2 separate regions of the Homo sapiens genome follow, and region 1 is linked to region 2. Evidence: chromatin loops called from intact Hi-C (ENCODE). Cell type or tissue: heart left ventricle. All regions are shown on one strand. Links, peaks and the distances in the headings refer to the core of each region. The heading gives the core; the rest is flanking DNA.

Region 1 (2,921 bases), core at 323-2,822, 120 kb after region 2:
ATTCAGTGGGTCTGGGATAGGGCTGCCTATTCTGCATTTCCAACAGACGCTGCTGTTCCATGGACTATACTTTGAATAGCAAGAGCCTAATCCCAGCTGAGCACATCGTTTTATGACAACCTGCCACCATTAGCAGATAGAAGAACAGAAGTGCAAGTGCCACTGGATTTTTTTCAAACGTTTGACCTCCATAATAGGGAAGGGAAAAGGAACTACCATTGATAGAGCCTTTACTACACCCCAGGCATAATGCCTAGTTGTCAACATCATTTAATTCTATTATCCCATTGATGAGAATCTGAGCAACTTGAATAAGAAAGTGATTACTTAAAACTTGGTTTGTGAGTCCCTGCCCTTTCTGACATCAGTAACTAGTGTTGCTAAGGCAACTCAACAGGCCCAGGTTGCCAAATCTGAGAGGAGGGGATGTCAAGAGAGACCGAGAACTCATGGCACACTACAGGAAACCCCGACTCCAAGAAAGACCTACCCAAAATAGAGGTGTGCTGATGCAAATCAGTGATCACTGCTGTTCTCAGGGTATAAGAATAGGTTGGAAACCTCTCTGGTGACTCATCAGCCTTCACAGTTGCCAGGAGTTATCTCTAGCTCTAGTCAGGCAGCCAGTCACTCCCTGGCAAAGGGAAAGCCTTTTCTCGAGAACATTCTGATCTGAAAAGGAGCTGGCTTGAGCTCATTATTCAGGGTCAGGTGGCACAATGAACTATGCTGCACCACCTCGGATGGACTTTTCTGCGGGGGTTGAGAACCAGATCAGATTGTCATAGATCCCTACCCCTTCTGGCCCAAGCCCCATGAATGGAGAAGTGGTGGGCAGTGGGTGGGAGTTGGGGGGCGGGGGCGATGAGTCTCTGAAACCAGGTAAAAACCCATTTCTCTGGGATACTTCATTGTTTAGCTAAGTGGATGAGGGCCTACAGTGCCAAGATTTGCACACTCTAGGCATCACAGGGCTGGTCCCAGATTGGCATCAGAATCCCAGATTGGGTTCTCCATTGGAAGCAGATGCCTTAAAAGGTTTCTTGGCTGACAGTGCATCCCCCAGACCACACATTTTTGTTCTCCTCTGACCATTCCAATTCAGAGCTACCTCTTCCAAGGTAGGGCTCCTTCTGACTGAAGAGACTAAGAGTAGGCGATTGGAGAAGGTTTTTAATGATGTCAGGTCTTCTGAAATATTTTCTTCTCTGGAAAGTATTCTCAAACACCAAGCTCCTGGCCTAGAACTATTAACAGAGCAGAATGTTTCTTTGGAGTGTTGAAAAGAATAGCATATGAGAGGATTATCAGTATTGGCTGGTAACATATTCTGAGGATCCAACTAGGGTTATGACATTGTGTTAGAAGCTGTGAGCAATAATGAAAATGACACCTCAAACCTTTATTATCAGATGTGGAATAGGAGTTATACATTCTGGTTTATTAAATAATAGATTTTTTTCATAATAAGAACTGCAGAGGAGAAAAGACTTTCCCTTTACCCTCTGAGAATTTGATAACTGCGTCTATAAAATACGTTGACAGCAATCACATTAACAGGAGAACAGGCAGACAAATTTATTATGTACATGGCGGCATCCCAGAAAAGAAAAGGGGATATTTGCAAAACCCAATGAGATCTAGAAATCTACATGGGCTCGTTGTAGGGGAGACAGAATGTAGGTAACTTAGGGAAGAGTAAATGATTTGAGGGAAAGAGGAATGGGTGGTAGATGAGATTCAAGGGCAGTAGTGGGCAGGCTGAGTGGGGTTTGTTGGGGATTCATGACGACTGAGTTCTTCCAAAGGATCTGTCTTTAAGCAGATAAGGGAAGTTTAGAGAAAGCCCCTTCTTGCACTAGCTGTTCCCCAAATGCCCTCAATTTGAAGTCATCAGCACACCAAAGCAGCATATTTGGGGTGGTATTTCCTAAACTCCTTCAGAACAAACATGAATGGCATGTTAGAGTTTACAGAGCACTTTCATATAAATTATGCAATTTGGTTACTCACAATTAACCTGCAAGATAAAAAATATATATATAATCTGCATTTTGTTGATGAGAAAAATGAACCTCAAAGAGGTAAGGATATTTTTTTCAAAGTTAAATAAGTATCTGGAAGTGGATTTGGGATTAAGATGAGGCATTGTTTTTTTTCTCTTCATCACAGTATCCAGGGCACTGGGGAGAAAATGGAGAGTGGCTCTTCCCTGGCCCTTACCCCTTCTCCTGGAAGAGTCCTGTGTGTTTGTGTATCTGACTTATGGGAGGTGTCCACAATCCATTTCCTCTTCCTTCTATGGCCCCTCATCCTTCAAAGGACACAGAGTTCTCTAGTGCAAAGCCCATTACCTTTAAAACACCCTGCTTCCAAAAAAATCCATACCTCTGGTTCCCAGGACTTTACCTTGGCCTGGTCATCGTCATTTCCCTTGTTTAAATGTTAAAGAAGTGGGTTGTCAGTGTGCGTGGGGTGAACCACACGGGAGAGAGACCATATTCTACCTTGCATTGGGGCCATTTTTGCCAATCACAACTTGGTTGCAATCTGTGTTCTCCTAAATTGCTTTCATAGGGACTACCTTGTCTTGCCAACTGATCACCTGTCCATAAGCATTTCAGATATGGGATTGTGTTTTATTCGTCCATGGAATTGCAGCTCCTAGAAGACATCACGATGTTAAGGGAGAGCCTTAGATAGTAAGTGTTTGATTACAATTGTCAAAAAACAAAATGATAACAAAGTTAAAGATCTTAAATTGGCTTTTATTTGTGATTCTAGAATTGGACAACACCTCACTCTATAAAATAGAACGAATGTTCTGATGAGCAGAGCAGAGGAGTTTGGTTTTGTAGATAGGAAATGGCTGAGGAAAGCAGAAACAAAACAAAATACAAATTCGTTATTTCAAAATTACT
Region 2 (2,921 bases), core at 131-2,630:
TATCATAGGGCCTGACACAAGTTTTGACTGATTATCCTTTGTTCTGGGCTGGAGGGACAGGCAGAGGGGAAACTTAAAGAAAAATAGAGATGTTTTCCAGGCTTTTGAGCAGGTTTACAGATTTCATTTTAGACGAAAATCTTTACATTTCAGCAGTTGACCATCTGTCATACCATTAAGGCAGTATCTCTTGCAGGTGAAGATACAGCAAAAAGTTGGGCAATTTTAAAAAAAAAATCTGGTTTATGTAAAGAACAAAATCTGAAAGAGAAAAAAACAAAAGAAAGCTTCCCTGTTTTTTTCAACAAGGAGTTTCATGAAAAAAATAATAAAAGGAGGGAAGAAACCATGCTAGATTAAAGAGCTTTAAGGGACATAATACTAGATGCAATGCAGGGCCCTAGGTTTGAGTTCGGTTTGGACAAACCAACTGGAAAGGACATTTTTGGGGACGAGCAGGAGGAATTTGAATACAGACTGGGTTTTAGATAAGATGAAAATTTATTGGCAAGGAAAGATGGAGATCATTAACTAAAAAAAGCAGGTTACAAACAGCATGTACAACATGATCTCATTTTGGTAAAAATATGTATATGTATATTTATACACGCATAGAAAAAGCTTTAAGGATATACACACAGGTGTTAACAGTGGTAATCTATGGGTGGTAGGAATATGGTGCTATCGTTTTCTTATTTTTCTTTATCTGAATTTATAACTTTCGACAAGGCACAAATGCTGCTTTTGTAATAATAAAAATTAAAACATGAATTCATTTTAGAAAATTTTAAAGCAGGCTTAAGCAGACCCAGATTTTCACTGAAAGCTGTCCAGGACATTTTTTCTACGTCCTCCACCTTAGAAATGAATAATGTGTCCCAACTTCTGAGTAGGTCTCCGCATGAAGGATTAAAAATTTTTGCAGTCCTTGAACTAAAAGTGAATCAATCAGATATTGAGCATGCATACATTTTCCACTAGCAATGTCAGTAAAGGACCTTCACATCAGTAGCAGGAAAGGTTGCAAGAAAGTAACCCTCACAGGAGGTGCTCACATCATTACCAGGCAACTTCTACACAGCCATTTCCCACTCTAGTGGAAAAATCCACAGTTCATCAACTGTTAAGGATAGTAAGTACATAGAAAATTTAGAAAATGCGGAGTTCCAATGTTATCTGAGAAGTGAAGGAAAGAGAGTTTTGAAGAAAACCATAAAAGACTAGAAAGGTCACCACTGGACACTATTAAGCTGAATATCAGGGATTTGTAACCAAGCCCCAGCCTTATCCCAAAGGAACTGGAAAAGTTCCCAGCCATGGTGGTCCTTATATTCTTTATCTGTAAAATTAGGTCTAGATGAAGTCTAACATTTTTATTTGCTTCACAGCATGGTTCATTACATAACAAAATATTATGTTGCACACTAAGTCACAACATTAAATATAATAAGAGAATTTTGCAAATATCCTCTTCCTGGATTCTTACACGGTGGAGGAAGTTGCCTGTAGAGGGCACTAGTCAGTTAATAACATCTGAATCAGTTTGACTTAAAAGCAAGAAAGGACCTTAGGGGTCACATAGTGGATCCCTCTCTTACAGAGAAGAAACTGAGCCCTAGTGAGATTAGGCGACTTGCTCAGAATCACACAGTTGGCATTTTCACAGAGCTGAGATGGAAAAAAGAACTCTGGTTCATGTTAAAAAACAAAAACCAAACCCAAAAACCTTACAAAGGCCTAGAAATTGAATTGCATTTAGTTGTTCTTTTAATGAATCACCCACCGTGAAAAATAATAAAAAGATTACCACCACCATAAAAAAGGAGACCATCCTAGGAAGCCTACTCTTCAGGACACTAGGAGACAATTAATTCCAGTGTCACTCCCAGCCACAGGGTTATTCAGTGAAATTCCCTTGGCCCATAACCATTTTGTTGATAACCTTTGCTGTCTAAACATCCCTTTGCCAAATTTACACGGCACTCAGATTGCACTGGGGGACAGGATGGTATATAAGAGAGGGGACGGACTTGTTTTTCTTCCTCTCAGCCCCATCAACAGCAGTTAAGTGTCAACCAATGGATTGGATCTACTTCATTCACTGGTTAAAATTAGGCAAACAACTGGACTGGCAATGAGGCTCCCTGAGGCTGGTGTCTGGTTATTTCAGTCACCTTACAATCAGATTAGATCTATCCACCTTGCAAGATTGCCCCTTCCTTGCCAACATACTAGAAACCAGTTTATCTGTTCAAATACTGCATATGGACCCAGACTCTGTAAAACCATGACTAGGATGTTTGATGTGTTATCTTAGGGTTTTTCTGTTTGTTGCTGTTTTGAGAAATAGACATGTAGGTGGTAACATGCTGCAGTAGAACCATCGACTTTGGAGCCCACTAGACAAGGCTTAAATTCTGCCTCCACTTGTGTGTCAGCTGGGTCTCCTCACTGTATTGCTTGACTCTGAGTATCAGATTTCTCATCACGGTATTTACCTTACAGACTGAGGATTAAAGGAGAAAGTTCATATGAAGTGCCTAGATCAGCACCTGGCACTGTACAAATGAGTCTCCCACTTGAAGAATATGGCTGGCTTTCAGAATTAGGAGAGAGTAAGCAGTAGAATTCCACCATGTAATGAATTCAAGGTCATGGCTATTGAAGGAAGGTATTGTCTTTAAAACGTCCCATGAAAAATAGCTTAGATAAACATTCTAGTAGATAAGCTTCAGAAAAGTAATTTTTAACCTACTCCAAACTAATGCCATGGTGTTCTCATTGTTCCTCTACTTTTATAAACAGTGGCATTACTAAATTACAGCCTAAATTCCCCCATGCATTTTAGTGGTGATCCAAGAGCATGCTCAGTTAAAAACATGGGTGGAAGGATTTAGGAGAGTTAGCCACCTCTCCCTACA

Evidence for each region. Hi-C counts contacts between places; a loop is a spot of excess contacts. Peaks named below come from ENCODE experiments on the same cell type or tissue, not always from the same donor. Only the 100,000 strongest peaks of a DNase experiment are listed, where the experiment ranks them.
Region 1: it touches region 2 in a loop (2.5-fold over the local background); 7 of 110 quality-filtered maps call a loop at or near these places.

What each region holds. Positions count from the first base shown.
Region 1 is chr5:68,341,280-68,344,200 of GRCh38, reverse strand. No RefSeq gene overlaps it. Among named protein-coding and RNA genes, the nearest start is that of PIK3R1, 130 kb to the right of the region's middle. In heart left ventricle, for the core only: no CTCF peak of the experiment used is centred there; no DNase peak of the experiment used is centred there; H3K27ac peaks cover 1,003 bases.
Region 2 is chr5:68,458,937-68,461,857 of GRCh38, reverse strand. The region is part of intron 3 of LOC105379013 (a long non-coding RNA gene); the gene reads left to right. Among named protein-coding and RNA genes, the nearest start is that of PIK3R1, 240 kb to the right of the region's middle. In heart left ventricle, for the core only: a CTCF peak has its summit at 1,490 (motif pointing right); no DNase peak of the experiment used is centred there.